2 separate regions of the Homo sapiens genome follow, and region 1 is linked to region 2. The links are chromatin loops, found by intact Hi-C in ENCODE. Cell type or tissue: Caco-2. All regions are shown on one strand. Links, peaks and the distances in the headings refer to the core of each region. The heading gives the core; the rest is flanking DNA. Region 1 overlaps PDLIM1 (PDZ and LIM domain 1). Region 2 overlaps SORBS1 (sorbin and SH3 domain containing 1).

Region 1 (8,331 bases), core at 287-8,286, 82 kb before region 2:
GTCTGTAAGCCCAGCACTTTGGGAGGCCGAGGCAGGCAGATCACCTGAGGTCGGGAGTTTGAGACCAGCCTGATCAACATGGAGAAACCCCATCTATACTAAAAACACAAAATTATCCGGGCGTGGTGGCGCATGCCTGTAATCCCAGCTACTCGGGAGGCTGATGCAGAAGAATCGCTTGAACCCGGGAGGCGGAGGTTGTGGTGAGCAGAGATCACTCCATTGCACTCTAGCCTAGGCAACAAGAGTGAAACTCCGTCTCAAAAAAAAAAAAAAAGAAAGAAAGAAATCTTAGTGTCCTCTCAGTGTCAGGCACAGGGAACAGGGATGCACATGTCATGGGTGTCCAATGACATCTGTCTCTCTCTGGGGAGGGGAGGGGTGACTATATGCAAGGAATGCCCAAGGAGCCCTTGAGAGGTGTTGCTACAACAGCCCTTTCCAAACATTTAAGTAGTTTGGAACCTCTAGTATCTTAACCTCTCTCAACCTGCATTTGAAGCCATTGGTTTGCAATTTAATTACCCTAAGAGTTGAGCAGGTTCTTGTTAAAGGTGAATTGGGGAGAAACTGAATGGCAAAGCGGGCTTCAGAGGCAATACAAAAATTGATGATTCCAAGTGAGAAAGGTTCTCAGAGCTAAGGCAAGTTTGGACCACACAGTGTTTTCCAACAAAATTTAAATGTCACCAATAATTAAAAATCAGGAGATTTCCGAAAAAAAGAGGCTTTCCAACTTCTGTTTTAATGGAAATAATTAGCAGAAATGAGACCTGCATGAGGCACGTGGCTGGAGCCAAGGAGCAGCGTCCCCTCCGGACCAGGAATGCACGCTCCAGCTGCCACCCCCACCCCCACCCAGCACCCTTGTTTACTCAGAGCTCTGCCTCAGTTCCTCATCCTGCCTGCCACTTTTGGGTATTTGAGTGGGCAATTCCTAACCTAGTCCACCCACTTTACACCTACAGAGAATTGGCCCCATCTTTAACCCATCCTCAAACCCAGTTCCTTTGCTGGGATTCCCAGTGTTTCTGGATTCATCCTCAAAGAGCCTGAGATGGAGCAGACACTGGGCCCCTCTGCTGGCAAGATCCAGGAGACTCCAATAAAGACTCAAAGGGCTTGGTGGCTCATGCCTGTAATCCCGGAAATTTGGGAGTCTGAGGTGGGAGGATCACTTGGGCCCAGGAGTTCGAGACCAGCCTGGGCAACACAGTGAGACCCCAATCTCTACAAAAAAAAGTAAAACTTAGCCAAGTGTGGTGGCACACACCTGTAGTACCAGCTACTCAGGAGGCTGAGGTGGGAGGATCACTTGAACCCAGGAGGTCGAGGCTGCAGTGAGCTGTGATCAAACCACTGTACTCCAGCCTGGGTGACAGAGCGAAAGCTTGTCTCAAAAAAAAAAAAAAAAGACTCAAAGGCAGCTGCAGCCAGATGATCTGTGACAGAAGAGGACATGCCTCCTCAGTCCCCAGCAAGGCACTTCCTCAGACACCTCTCCCCTTTCCACCTGCAGCCCTACCTCTCCCCCAGTTAAGCCTGCCTCTGTCCCCAGATCAGAACCTATTCCTAGGACAAGCATTTATATCCTCAGGGACCTCTCTTCTTTCATGACCTCTGGTCCACTCTAGGGAAAAAGCAAACACTGCTTCACCAAAACTATGCAGCATGAAGTATTTCTCCCTTGCTTAGTTCAGATGGTGGACATAAGCACAGGCTACTCTAGATTCCCTCAAACACTCCCCGACTAATAATACTGAAGAATTTCTCGGGAAGCAGCAGGCCTGTCAAGGAAGGACTATGTTCAATTAGAAGATGATGACCACAGAAATCAAAACACAAATAAAAACAGTTCTGGAGGATTAAGTGATTTGTTTGTGCTTAACACAATGCTGGGCATTTTACGTATTAATTCTTACTTTTACAGACACCCTATAAAGCAGGAGGTATTGTCCCCTTTGTGTAGATGAAGAAAATGAACACAGAAGTGTTCTGCTAATGTAGTCATTTTTCTCCCTGGAGTAGTGGCTCTTGCACCTGCCTGGGCAGCCCTGGTCCTGATGTGAAAAGCCCCTCCCAGGAGCGGCTCAGAGGAGGACTCCTGGGCTACTTACGGTCTGCTGTTCGCCTCCACCCCGCTGGCAGCAGTCTTTGACTCCAGGGCATTGTTGAAGTTGGAGATATTTTCAGAAGAGTAGAGGCCAGCTGGGTTGTTGTACTGGTTTGTGATGACCCTGGCAGTAGTGCTGGAGGCAGGCGAGGCGGTAAAGGGCATGGCACTTCGGTTGTGGGCGCTTCCTATGTGCAGGACCTCCTGCAGGCAGGGATCAGAGGAGAAATCAAGGGGGGCATCCAATGCAAACCCCTTGATGGGCAGTGCAGGCTGAGCGCCAGGGAGAGGTGTTCCAGCTGCTAAGATGGCCCTAGTTCAACCCAAACTTTAGCTGAGGGACACTGACACACCCACTGAGACACACGGGCAATGACTGGGGAAGTTTCCCACAATGGGCACCTGTGCGAGTTCACACCCCCTGAATCATCTCTACCTTCTGATTCTTCCTTGAGGCCCAGCAAAGCCTGCCCTCTAAGGCACCCTCGGGCAGGACAGCCCTTGATGCTTTGGGCTGTAAGATTCAAGTCAGAGCTAAAACACGCTTTCAGGGCACATACCAAAGAGATTAAAGCACTAGGTGAAGAGAAATATGCAGTCACTTTGGTCAGTGCAAAAGCAGGAGATGATAAAAGGTGGAGATAAATTCTCCATAAGTGAGCAAGTTAGACAAGCAAGGTAAGAGGGTGTGGTGTCACAGGGGAAGCAGCTGCTGACTAGGCAGAGATGGTCTCAGTCTCCTGCAGAGCAAGGGTAAAGGAAATTAAGGATCTATTGTTTCTTCTGGGAGAAAGACAAGGCTAATCAGATAGAAGGTCGGGGATACCTGTTACAGGGGCGGTACCCAGCAGAGCTGCAGAAAAGGACTTTTGAGTTCCTTGTGTTCTCATTCCCCTCTTTCTGTAATTTGAGAAAGTTCCCTCCACCCCCACCCTAGACTTGTTAAGAGTCAGGTGAATAATTACTACAGCTACAACATCTCAGAGCTCCTTTACAAACCCGCAAAGCCACTTTGGAAATTAACATTCCTGTTTTCTAAAACTACAGCTTTTCTACTTTTTCTTTCCCTCCTGCCAGCATCACAGCTTTTCTGATAGCCCAATCAGCAAGGTCCTTTCTATATGGGTGTCTGGACAACCCATGGCTTCTAGGTGATGCATGCTCTGTGCAGCCAGCTGAACTCAAAATGTGTCTTAGTGTCTGTGTTTTCCAGAAAAATCTTCCTGAACTCTAGTCTCTTTCTTAAAACACCCAGGCCCAGAACAGCTGCCTCCAAAAGAGTTCCTGTCATCTGTTGCACTTCCTTTTTTCTCTCCTTTTTTGTTAAATATTCAAGTCTTTTATGCTTTCTTAAAAAAAAAAAATCATGAAAACTAAAAGCTTTATTGAGTACCTAATTTAAAATAAAAGAAAACAACCTGAAAATATTTTTATGTTTAAGACTTCTCTTTTGGGCCGAGCGTGGTGGCTCACGCCTGTAATCCCAGCACTTTGGGAGGCCGAGGCGGGCGGATCACCTGAGGTCCGGAGTTCAAGACCAGCCTGACCAACATGGAGAAACCTCATCTCTACTAAAAATACAAAAATTAGCCAGACATGGTGGCGCATGCCTGTAATCCCAGCTACTCGGGAGGCTGAGGCAGGAGAATCTCTTGAACCCAGGAGGCAGAGGTTGCGGTGAGCCGAGATTGTACCATTGCACCCCAGCCTGGGCAACGAGAGTGGAACTCTGTCAAAAAAAAAAAAAAAAAAAAAAAAAAAGATTTCTCTTTTGGCTGGGTGCAGTGGCTCACGCCTGTAATCCCAACACTTTGGGAGTCCAAATCAGGAGGATTGCTTGAGCCTAGGAGTTCGAAACCAGCCTGGGCAACATAGTAAGACCCCATCCGTAAAAAAAAGTTAGACAGTCAAGTAGCCTGTAGTCCCAGCTACTTGAGAGGGCTGAGGCAGGAGGATCATGTAAGCCCATGAGATGGAGGATGCAGTGTGCCATATCGTGCCACTGCACATCAGCCTGGGTGACAGAGCTAGACTCTCATCCCTAAAAAAACAAAACAGGCCAGGCACGGTGGCTCATTCCTGTAATCGCAGCACTTTGGAAAGCCAACGCAAGAGGATCACCTGAGTTCAGGAATTCAAGACCAGCCTGGCCAACATGGTGAAACCTCGTTTCTACTAAAATATAAAAATTAGCTAGGCGTGGTGGCACCTGCCTGTAATCCCAGCTACTCAGAGGCTGAGGCAAGAAAATCACTTGAACTCAGGAGGCAGAGGTTGCAGTGAGCCAAGACTGCACCATTGCACTCCAGCCTGGGTGACAGAGCAAGACTCCATCTCACAAATAAAAAATAAAAATAAATAACAAAAAATAAAAAACAACACAAAACTTCAGCAGTTATCAAAGAGTAGTTAAGTAAATTTTATGGCACAGCTACCCAAATAAATAATATATAGTAATTAAAGGCTATGGTCATGAAGACAGAGATTTACAGATGGGTGGCCTGGTACCCTTGCCTACATGTGCCGCAGCCAGGATGGTCATTCTTTCTTCTTCTCTCCATCACCATGGCAATTCCTAGGAGCAGCAGAGGATGCAGAGCCCCAAGGAAGGGTCTTTATTTTTCCGCCTTGGCTCAATTTTTCCCTGCAATTTCCTGTTTGGCAAGGAATACCCCTCTAAGCCCATTTTTCATCTTTAAAATGAAGAAGATAAAGCCTTCTTTACAAGGATTTGTGTGAGTTACTAGAGTGTCAAGTACAGTGCCTGGCTCGTGGCACATATTCAACCAGGGTCTGTTCCCTTCTCCCTCCACCGAAACACATTTCCAATTAGAATGGAAGTCAATGGAAAATTCAGGTTGAAAATTCGGATGATTTCACTTTCTAAAGAATCTTTCAAGAATGCATCTGGTTTGTACATAAAAGGAATATCTCTACCCTCATCTGAATACTGACTGGTCTTTCCAGAAAGCAGGCAGATTCAGGGCTTGCCTTTTAGAAGGGATGATGTAATTGTTTGGGCTTTGTATTTATCAGTCTCCAAGGAAACTCAATAATGAGGAAGTACAAACTAGGTGTGTAACTATGCTGACCTCAGATAAGCTGGGGTGTTGGTTGGCATTACATGAACCAACAGATCTTTTTATTATAGATGAACTCTGCTCTTACTCATTTATCCTCTACTTTAGAATGGCTGGAAGTAAAAGACTGGAAAAATGATGGGTGAGAAGTTTTTCTTACAGTAATAAAGCATTACTAGAATCACAAGAAAAATACAAGGGTTTAAAGTATTTGAGAATTTTTGTAATCTGAAGAGAACTACCTTCAAAAGATTAATACAGGTAACTACAGATTTAAAATGAAAATTCAAATATACTACAAATGAAAACTATAACTGAAATTTACATAATTACCTTATTTACATGAAAATGAGGATTTCAGATAGACCAAGTTAAAACGAAATCATTCCTTGTGTGTTATAAAATATGTAAAAATTAAAATTTAACAATTAAAATTTAACATTTATGGTAAATTTAATGAAGTAGCTGAGAACTCCCAAGGAAACTGAAACTAACTGTGGCATGTTTTAAATTAGTTTGCACAACTGCCAGTGTATAGACCAAGTGCCATTTTACGAACTTTCCTGAGAGGAGTTGTATAGAAGAATATGTTCACATCAGTTTTGAAATGATGCAAAATGATCCTTAAAATGACTCTTGGGATTTTTAATAATTATTTTTACTATCTTAATGGCAAAAATTTTATGTGACTTCGTTTTTGAAATTTTAATGGATTCTATTTGAGAAAATATGACTTATATCCAACCACCCAATTAACACACACTAATATACCAAGTGAGTTCAACTTCATACAAGTTTCTGTTTTATGTATAAAAGATAGCTAGCTATATATTGTATTTTAATTACATCTTAATTCACCATAAAAACTAAATAGTATCCCAAATTTAGAAAAATAAGTTAAATTTCAAATCTTCAACTTGGGTCAAATGCATAACCATCACAAACCAGTGTAAAATTTTCAAAAGGCATTATCAACATACCTAGTTTATCATTACTAATTCATTAATGTATCCAACAGACACATACTTTGAGACAAGTAGCATGTTGGGTGTGAGGAATTTTACAAAAGATGTTCTAAACATCTCTAAGTTTGTCCCTTATTTCAAAAACAATACCCATGCCTTGTAGATTATTTAGAAGAGGCACATAAGGCAGAAAGAAATAAAATCACCTACAATCCAATAATCCAACTACTGAGAGATTTATTCACAAATATGGGATCTTAGGGCAGTCTACTGTCCTGAGAAATTCTATCTGGGTGACAAATTGTACACTATGTACTGCTTTTTTTTATATTAATTGCTGCTTTATTTTAGTAATTTTAAAGTCTCACTAGAAGTTTCACTGTAACAAAAATAGAGATTTCCACTCCATGGCTCATGGAAACCAGACAGGGGCATACAGTGGGGAGAAGCAGGGCTTCCTATTACATATTCCCCGATTTCTTCTAGGCTCTAGGCCTCCAGACCTAAACTTATTTTCATCCCTGTCATGATTCATTTGTTGCTGAAATCCATAACGAGCTGAATAGCTCCTTGACTTCACTGTGATCCTGCCAACCCTTCCCACGCAGGAAGGCTTCCACCGGCTTCCCTTATCGCCTTCCGACCCCCTGCTTCCAGCCCAGGACACAGCGTCACTGCCCTGGGGTTTTCCAGCCCTATCCTCCTGCAGTTCCCTTACGGGAAGAACTGAACAAGAGCCAGATACCAGCAGAGACAGTGAAGGGTCTTATCCCCAGGCCTCCAGGGCAGGAAAAACAGGAATGTGCTGAGCAGTGTCAGAAACGGCAAAGTGCTGGGTGGTGAGAGCAGCGGCAACGATGAGCAAGAACTTACCTGGGGTTCAGAGGCTAAATTCATCTTGTATGGATGACGCTTCCCTTCCTCCGTCACCAGAGGAGACCAGACTTTATGTTCAGATCTGCAACAGATTAACAAAGCTGCTGTTTCACTCATGTAAAATAAATAATATATACCAAAGACAAACTGGAAAAATGCCCCCTCTTTCCTGGACTAGGCACTGAACTAGCACCCTCCCATCAGCTCTACCTTCCATTTGCCACCAGGTTGATCTTTTAAACACCCCAATCTGATAACATCCATGGCTGATGGCTCCCCAGCATAGCCCCAAGGGGCTTCCCAAGCACTTCATCCTCCCTCACCACACTCTGGGTAGCTGACACCAGCAGTGTGGTCTCCTCCATGTTCCTAAGCATGACTCACACTGCCCTATCTCTGCTCAGGATAGAATGGGCTTCTCCTCTATCTCAACCCAGTGTGTTTGGTCCAGACCAAATAACCAACTTATTTGTGAAGCCTGTTTGACCCAAATGAAAATAATGCCTCTTGGCCGGGCGTGGTGGCTCACGCCTGTAATCCCAGCACTTTGGGAGGCTGAGGTGGGGAAATCACTTGAGGTCTGGAGTTTGACATCAGCCTGGCCAACATGGTGAAACCCCATCTCCACTAAAAATACAAAAATTAGCCGGGTGTGGTGGCATACGCCTATAATCCCAGCTACTCGGGAGGCTGAGGCAGGAGACTTGCTTAAACCCAGGAGGCAGAGGTTGCAGTGAGCTGAGATAGCACCACTGCACTTCAGCCTGGGTGACAGAGTGAGACTCCATCCCAAAAAAAAAAAAAAAAGAGAAGAACGCCCCTCTTTTGCTCTTATAAACTATTTTCTTTGTACCAACCACAGAGCAATGATTTTACTTTAGTCTCAGTTTTCATTAGTGTCGTTGTTTCCTCTCTTGCAGGTAGAAAATATTTATACTTATCTTTATTTATTTTATTTATTTATTTTTTGAGACAGAGTCTCGCTCTGTCGCCCAGGCTGGAGTGCAATGAATGGCGTGATCTTGGCTCACTGCAACCTCCGCTTCCCAGGCTCAAGCGATTCTCCCAGCCCAGTCTCCCGAGTAGCTGAGATTACAGGCACCTGCCATCATCCCTAGCTAATTTTTTTGTGTTTTTGTAGAAACAGGGTTTCATCATGTTGGCCAGGCTGGTCTTGAACTCCTAACCTCAGGTGATCTACCCACCTCGGCCTCCCAAAGTGCTGGGATTACAGACTAGAGCCACCATACCTGGCCATACTTAACTTTATATTTGTCACAATGTCTATGCCAGATAT
Region 2 (8,331 bases), core at 326-8,325:
CAATTGTAACTTGGAAGGGGTGTGCTCACTTTGCAGGATGCCAGGAAGTCCCACGGTATGTGAGGGGTGCTGGCCGAACAATGAGGGCACATCTGGAAAACTACAGAAAGTCAGTTCTGTGCTGAATAAAAGCACAAGGCAACCTTTGTGGGTCTCACATTAGCAGACAGGATTCTAACTCTCAAGAGGTCCGTAAAGGGGATATGGACATTTGTCTCTGTGAGAAGGAATGTCTCGGGCCACATTTTTGCCACAGCCCTCTTTGGGGGGCATTACGAATTCCCCCTCCCTTCATCCCCAACCACAGGCACATAGATGAGCAAGACCCTCAGCATATTCACCCCTATGGAGATCTGCAGGCTCCTGATTCTGCTATACTAAGTATCTCGCAGCTGTGGAGGGGGATGGGAGCATAATGGTCCTACTATTAAGCAAAGGACCCACTTGTGTGTGAGAGACGAACTGAGGGGTCTGTAGTTGTAGCTGATGGAAGACTACCATGGGAAACCTGGGGCCCCATTCTTCCACTGCTGTGGACTATACCCCTAGCTCCCAAAGAACCACTGCTGGTGAGAGGGTTTGAGAAATATGATTCGCTTTAGATCTTTTTTGGAGCATCACGGTGTACATCAGCACAGCAGAGGCCCTGAGAAGGCCAGGGGGAAAGAAACTTGTTTAACTTTGTTGAACCAAGTATTCCATAACATGCTATTTTTTTTTTTAGATGGAGACTCACTCTGTCCCCCAGGCTGGAATGCAGTGGCATGATCTTGGCTTACTGCAACCTCCGCCTCCTGGGTTCAAGCAATTCTCATGCCTTAGACTCCTGAGTAGCTGGAATTACAGGCACTTGCCACCACACCCGGCTAATTTTTGTATTTTTTGGTAGAGACAGGGTTTCGCCATGTTGGCCAGGCTGGTCTTGAACTCCTGACCACAAGTGATCTGCCAGCCTCAGCCTCCCAAAGTGCTGGGATTACAGGTGTGAGCTACCACGCCTGGCCCCGACAGCATGCTTTTTTGAGTAATTGACTATGGCGAAATGTAAAACCAAGTGACTGAAGGGCTTAAAAGACCATGGAGCTAGAATTTACTTTTTTCACTAAATTTTGTGGACATTTTTTTGGAGGCAGCATGTCGTGATGAAAACACTGAGTTAGGAGGAAGGAGCCCTCTCTCCGGCATTAGCAATGTTGATAAAAGGTGACAATTTCTGTGGATCTAAGCTTTCTCACCTGTTCTATTTGACAGGGTTGCTCTAAAAAAAAATTGTTTTAAGACTCTTTATGAAATCTGGGAAAATGTAATATTATCATCACTATACCATTTAATAAATCTTACAAAGACTCCTCAATTCAAAGAAATAAGTGTATTAATTAAATTGCAAATTAATTTATATATCTCTGTTATCCTTTCTGGTTTAAAAAAAAAAGGGGGGGAAGAGGATGACATATTTTGAGTATTAAATTTTGGTCACTATGCAAAATGTTTTACAGGTATTACCCCAGCTTCCCTGCAAGAGAGGCATTTTTACCCCTATCTCGCAGATAAAGAAAATTGAGTGGGGGAGAAGTTGATAACTTCACTACAGTCACAAAGATAGTAAGTGGCATAGTCAGGATTTGAACACAGGGCTTCCTGACTCTAAAGCCCACAATCTTTGCAGTATATTACACAGCCACCTCCTTTAGCTGACCAACTAAAGGACTGGAGTAATACACACAAACCCAACTATACCAGATTTGTGCCTAGGCTCTAGACACTGTGGCCTGGTCACTCATTTTGTGATCCAGGAGATCAGAACCATGGTTGGTTAGCTCCACACAGCATTTCCCAGCATCTAAGGACAGGGAGCTCTCCCTCTGATCACCAGATGCACAACCATCCATCTGCAGGACAATGGGGTGGCCACTGACCATTGTACTTTTAGCTGCCAATGAGAACTCATGGACTATTTAAATCCATTATTAGATAAAAAGCCAGCTGTTTCCTTATGGAACCCAGTCTTTGGTAGCATCTCCCAAATCGTGTTTCAGGTTCCTTTCTTGAAAGACTTCTGGAGCTATTAATATGTCATCAACAAAGTATCTCTTCAAAGTGGGTGGGAGGTATAGATAGAGCATGCAGTGTTTCCCAACTCATTCTACAACAGAACTCTCTTTTTGAGAAAAATTTTACAGGGCTAGCACTCTGAAGAACACACTTAAGAGAAACGCCAGTCTCCTGTGGGTTCATGTAAGATTTTAATCTCTTGGGATGTTGTAGCAAAATGGGTAAAGTTATCTCCCTAGAGACTGGTCTAGATCCTTCCACAGAAAAGATGGGTCAGATCAAGCCACCACTTGAGCAAATAGAGCCACTACATAGGAGGAGGCAGGGTGGGGCAGGGTATAAGACCCCAACCTCTGCCTAGGTTTGAATTCCAACTCTATCACACCAGCTTGAGCAGGTTCCTTAACCTTATAGTCTCTTGGTCTCTTCATTTGAACAGTGGGGATCATCACAGCACCCACTCCATAAGGAATTAACATAAGCAAAGTACTCTGAATAGTGTTTGGCACATAGCAAACTCTATGAACTACTGTTTTGTTCTTTTTTTTTTAACAACAATTTTTATAATTGTTATTTCTCCAACTCTACAAACAAACTGCTGTGTTTCAAAAAGGCAGCTAAAAAGACAAATAAATATAACTGGTGGCACTTACTTTAGTGTCTGAGCTTTAAAGTCAAATTTGGCTCTGGCAGGTCTCATCTGAACATAAGAAACAATGACAAGTTAAAATCAGGATTCATGGACAACAAGGACACATTTTCACAAATTTCTAGAAAGCAAAGCAGAAAAATTCACTCTAGCCAGTTTGTTCTAGTGTAGAAATCTGGGCAAAATTGCATTTGTCTGACCTTAGTAGAACACTAGATAAATGTTTAGTCAACTATGTATGTCATTCATGAGAATCCCCCTAAAAACAGCCAGATCTGGGGAAGAGATGGTTAGAAAGGTCCCAAAGCTGAGGTAACAGTTCCTCAAAACATGTGAACCATGGCTATTAAAAAAACAAACAAACAAAAAGACAAAGTCAGCCAGAAGTCCTAAGATGTTCCTTATCTACTGTCTTATTCCTTAGAGACATCTACTTGCTTAAATTATGATATGCAAGTAGGTGAAATGCCGATTCACTTCTCACATCATCTCCAACTCCATATATTTCTTACGGTCTGTGACATCATCCAAAAAGCCAGATAAAGTGGTCCCTGAGCTCAAATGACTCCTGCCAAGACTTCCAATCCTGTTGGGTAGCCCTCTGTTCCCAGATGCCCAGGTCCAAGTCAGCCTCTGCCCCTTCTCCACTTCCTGATCAAGTGTGTCATTAAGTCAGGAGGGACCTCCCTCCACACCTCCATCCCTCCACAACCCTGTTGCTCAAAGCTGACATCTAGTTTCCATTGACACAAAGCTTCCTTTGATTTCACATTCTCTTCACTCTAATCTGTCACCCAGGAGCACAAATAACATTCCTAACATTCTTCCTCACATCTCTTCCTTGCTTTGAAGTTGGCTGCTGCTCTCAACTTTCCCTCAGTTCAAATCTCAATTCCTGCCATAGGTGAAGGCCTTTGGGTAGTTTCTCCCTACTCTTACAGAATTGCCTTTATCTCTACTACACTGTTCCTGTTCCAGTCAAATCTATTTGCTACACCTCAGCTGAACCCCCTCCTACCCTCTCCTCTATCTGGAATTTCTTTTTTTTTTTGAGACAGTGTCTTACTCTGTCTCCCAGGCTGGAGTGCAGTGGCACGATCTCAGCTCACTGTAACCTCTGCCTCCCAGGTTCAAGCAATTCTCCTGCTTTAGCCTCCCGAGTAGCTGGGACTACAGGCATGTGCCACCACGCCAGGCTAATTTTTGTATTTCTCGGTAGAGACTGGGTTTCACCATGTTGGCCAGGCTGGTCTCTAACTCCTGGCCTCAAGTGATCCACCCACTTTGGCCTCCCAAAGTGCTGGGATTACAGGTGTGAACCACTACGCCCGGCTGTGGAATTTCTTTCTTTTTTTTGAGACAGCGTCTTGCCCTGTTGCCCAGGATGGAGGGCAGTGGCACAATCATGGCTCACTGCAGTCTTGACTCCCCAGGCTCAGGTGATCTTCCCACCTCAGCCTCCTGAGTAGCTGGGACTACAGGCATGCACCACCACGCCTGGGTAACTTTTATACAGATAGGGTCCCACAATGTTGCCCAGGCTGGTCTCAGATTCCTGGGTTCAAGCGGTCCTCCTGCCTTGGCCTCCCAAAGTGCTGGGATTACAGGTGTGAGCCACTGTGCCTAGCCTTCCACAGGCATTTTTAAAGTCTGCATTTTCACATTGATGTTTTCATCTATCTACCCATCTATACCAAACGTACGGGGGCCAAGTGAATGATCACCTTATAATCTAGTTAAAGCCACACAATTTCAATACCTGTGTTTGTGTCTGTAACCAAAGGGCATAATTTCACAGTTGCAGGTGAACAAGAAAATAATGGATGTGGGGTTAATGATAAATGACAAGTTCACAAGAGAAAACTAAATGACCAAAATTATAAGGATACGAATTTCACAGTGATTTCAATAGAAAAACACAAGGAAGTAGGTTACCTCATGTCACCCAGCTGTAGAGCTGTGTGAACTTTAAAAAATGTATACCAAAGCAGCACAGCATTCACACTTTGGTAACTGAGTTCTGTCAAAACAATATCTCCTATCAATTAAATCAATATAATTATATAGCTGTGTAGTTTATGGTTACTTTGTAAGCAGACTTAGGTTAATAATGTGGGGTGGTGAGATTTTTTTCATTAAAGACCTGTTAAAATTCACTGATTCCATTGAACTCTTGAGACGTGTATGTGAGTCATCGATGGTTATACAAAGCAACATCCTCTCCTTCTTTATCTCCCTATAGCTCCCAAGGCTAAATCCATCTTTCCCTCCTCTGGCTTTCACAGTATTGTATTACTTACTACAGGACAGAGATAACTGTATAAGAGGGAGACTTCCACTATCAGCTCCCCAAGGGCACAGACTGAGTTCTTTCTGCCTCCCATAGGGTCTTACACAGAACCTGTGGTCACCCAAGTCCTACCGAATGGGATTGAAGTGCATTGACACAGTGTGGTGCACCTGGGATGTGTTGGTCTCTACTTTTTCTAGTCCACAGTCAACCTCTAGGGCAGTGATTCTCAAAATGTGGTCCCTAAACTGGTATAATCAATATCACCTGGGAAATTGTTAAAAATGTAAATTTTCAGGCCCCACTGCAGAATCAGAAACTTTGCAGATAGGACCCAGGGTCTGTATTTTACCAAGCCCTCCAGGGGATGCTAACGCACTTGTCAGAGTTTGAGAAGCATTGCTCTAGAAGGGAGGCAGGCTCACTGAGCTGAGTTTGCCTGCCTCTGTCTGTGGTTATTCCACCCACGGTGCATTTCTGTTTGCATGTATCATGTACATGTGTAAGTGTGCAGCCGTAGTGCCTTCACCTGTTCCCATCTTCTTCTACCTACAAGCAGGCAGGACTGTCAGTGAGGACAAACCATGCCCAGAGCCTTCTGAGAAGGGCCTTTTTGAGGAGGAGCTGGAATGTTGAGGGCTCAAGGGCTATCTTTCCCTTGCAATTAACATTCGCTAACTTTTGCTTCTTCCTTGATAGATTTTCTTTCTCTCCATCATTTTAGAGTCTCCTTCTCTTCCCCAGCTTTCCTTTTTCTTTTAATTTGAGACAGCCTCAAATTTCTTTAAATTTGAGACAGGATCTCACTCTGCCATCCATGGTGGAGTGATGTGTTCATAGCTCATTGCAGTCTTGAACTTTTGGGGTCAAGTGATCCTCCCACCTCAGCCTCCCAAGTGGCTATGACTATAGGCGTGTGCCACCAAGCCTGGCTAATTTTTCTATATATATACATTTTTTTGTAAAGACGAGGTCTCCCTATGGTGCAAAGGCTAGTTTCGAACTCCTGGCCGTAAGTGATCCTACTGGCTCAGCTTCTCATAGTGCTGGGATTATAGACTTGAGCCACTAAACCCAGCCAGCTTTCTTTCTTTTAATTTGGTTCCCTCTTTTCACTATCTCTTCTTCCCAGACACATTTTTTTTTTTTTTTTTGAGACAGGGTCTTGCTCTGTTGCTCAGGCTGGAGTGCAGCGGCATGATCATGACTCACTGCAGCCTTGAGCTCCCAGACTCAAGCAACCCTCCTGCCTCAGCCTCCTCAGTAGTTTGGACTACAGACATGTGCCACCACACCTGGCTATCTACCAATCTATCTAATTAATTAATTAATTAGAGATGGGGGTCTTACTATGTTGCCCAAGCTGGTGTCGAACTCCTGGGCTCAAGCAATTCTCCCACCTTGACTTCCCAAAGTACTGGGATTACAGGTGTAAGCCACTATGCCCAGTCATATTTCTAAAATAAAAAAGATAGGCAATGATACTCTAGATAGAAAAATAAATAAAAAATAAAATAAAAAAGATAGAAACAAATATTAATCTACTGTACTGAAAGGTTATAAAACAGTACATACTTTGGGTGTTATTCCCCCATTCCCCTAGCTCCCACCCTAAATCCCAGACTTACCCATTTTCCCTAAAAGAGATCATCTTCAGCAGCGCTACTTAAGGGTTACATGGCAAAGCATAAACTCTTACGCAAGATACAGCATTTGGCTAGCATGAGAATTTCGACATGTTGACCTTAGTGCAGGAGGCCAAGATCTGGATAAAAATCACTTCAAAGTTTGTTCTTCTCTTTCCTCTTATAATATTAAGCTTTCATAATCTAGGCTTGGAAATGTCAAAACTAAAAGAACAAATGAAACGTCCCTTGGAGAACTCTCTTACCCTCTGTGGGTTTTTCCTAACTGCAAAAGTCTTTGGGCTTCAAAATTCTTTAGTGAGGCGCACTACTGCAGCACTGCTGAACACTTCACACAATTCATCCACCTACATGTGAGCAGCAGCACTGTTCTATATTTCAAAATTAATGTCACTAAATTTGGAGGCCTTTGTAAATGGCATAAATTATTGTTAAGCTAACTTTCGTAAAGTTTCATTAACCATCTTTTCAAAGAAGAATTGTGTAACTGTCCACACCATAGCTACCAATGCATATGGACTCAGGTATAAGGTTTCTAAGCAGAATGCACAGGCAACACAGTAGCATGATAAAATGCAGGATGTGGAGGGCTGGACTCATGAAGGCAGCCAATGGTCTAAGGCATGCAACAGGGGCATGTGCCAGCAGATCCCGGTCCCCCAGCCAGGCATGCTTGAACATACAGAGCACAGGACATAATGGGGTCATGTCTATTTACCAGCCGCAAGAAGCCAAAGCAAGCCTAAGGGAGGCCAGGATGACAGATGCTGTTTGGAGAACTAAACTGGCCTACAGAGGACAATGCTGAGGGGAGGCAAATAGGCAAATATTGCTTTGGGTCAAGCAGCAGATTGAGGTGACCAAAACAGACCTCTGACCCAGATTTCCTTTTTGCAGTATCGTCTATATTGAGGAGGTCCCCAAAGCGCTCATTAGTGATAAACTGATGGTGCGTCGGAATGACGCCTGTGTGGCGTCGAGCTGCAATATCAGCCTCTTCTTGCTCGCGTTTAAGTCGTCTCTGGTCCGCTAAAAGTTTCTGCCATAAAATTGCATAAAATGGGCAGTGAATCATCTGTTCCAGCATATTAGAAAACTGCCAACAAAAGTAATTAGGGAAGGAGGTACTGGGTGAATGGGGCAGAAGCTTTAAGACTCAGCTGTCAGAACGGCTGTAGAGCCACAACTATTACACTCCCATCATAACCACCCTCCAAGCACTGTAGAAAGGAGGCAGCACTTCACTGGAAAAGCCGGGATAGGGGAAGGATGATTCCACATGATTACACTGTCCAGCAAACTACCTACCCCCGGCTCAGCCCAAAGCCTCTTGCTTCTGGCAGCAAAAGGCCAGGTGAGCCAGGGGGCACATCCAGGGCATTCCCAACCATGCTGGGCTGGCAGCAGGAGGCTGGAAGTGCCATCTCTACCCTGTTTTTAGGCAGGGATATATTCCTACAGCATATTCCCCTGGCAGGACCAGGGCTGGCCAATTCCTCCTACCCACCTCAGGCCTATTAAACCTGCTATAGGCTTCTGCTAGTGAAGTCTATGGCACCAGGTCATTTTTGTGCTTCCTGTATCTCTTACTCTAATATGTTCTTGCCCATTTCAGAAAGGATGATGCCCCTTCTAGGCAGCCAACTCTTCCCCTAGGCACAATTTTTAGAAGGCCTTAGGATATGCACCAAAGG

What was found. Peaks named below come from ENCODE experiments on the same cell type or tissue, not always from the same donor. Only the 100,000 strongest peaks of a DNase experiment are listed, where the experiment ranks them.
Region 1: it touches region 2 in a loop (7-fold over the local background); 8 of 110 quality-filtered maps call a loop at or near these places.

What each region holds. Positions count from the first base shown.
Region 1 is chr10:95,261,747-95,270,077 of GRCh38, forward strand. PDLIM1 (PDZ and LIM domain 1) reads right to left here. Exons shown (of 7, transcript NM_020992.4): 3 at 7,032-7,116; 4 at 2,118-2,317. Among named protein-coding and RNA genes, the nearest start is that of PDLIM1, 25 kb to the right of the region's middle. RefSeq lists an enhancer at 2,564-3,339. In Caco-2, for the core only: no CTCF peak of the experiment used is centred there; DNase peaks (open chromatin) are centred at 1,525, 2,595, 5,185 and 6,929.
Region 2 is chr10:95,343,701-95,352,031 of GRCh38, forward strand. SORBS1 (sorbin and SH3 domain containing 1) reads right to left here. Exons shown (of 33, transcript NM_001034954.3): 25 at 7,509-7,676; 26 at 2,706-2,752. Among named protein-coding and RNA genes, the nearest start is that of PDLIM1, 57 kb to the left of the region's middle. RefSeq lists an enhancer at 3,213-3,865. In Caco-2, for the core only: no CTCF peak of the experiment used is centred there; a DNase peak (open chromatin) is centred at 3,401.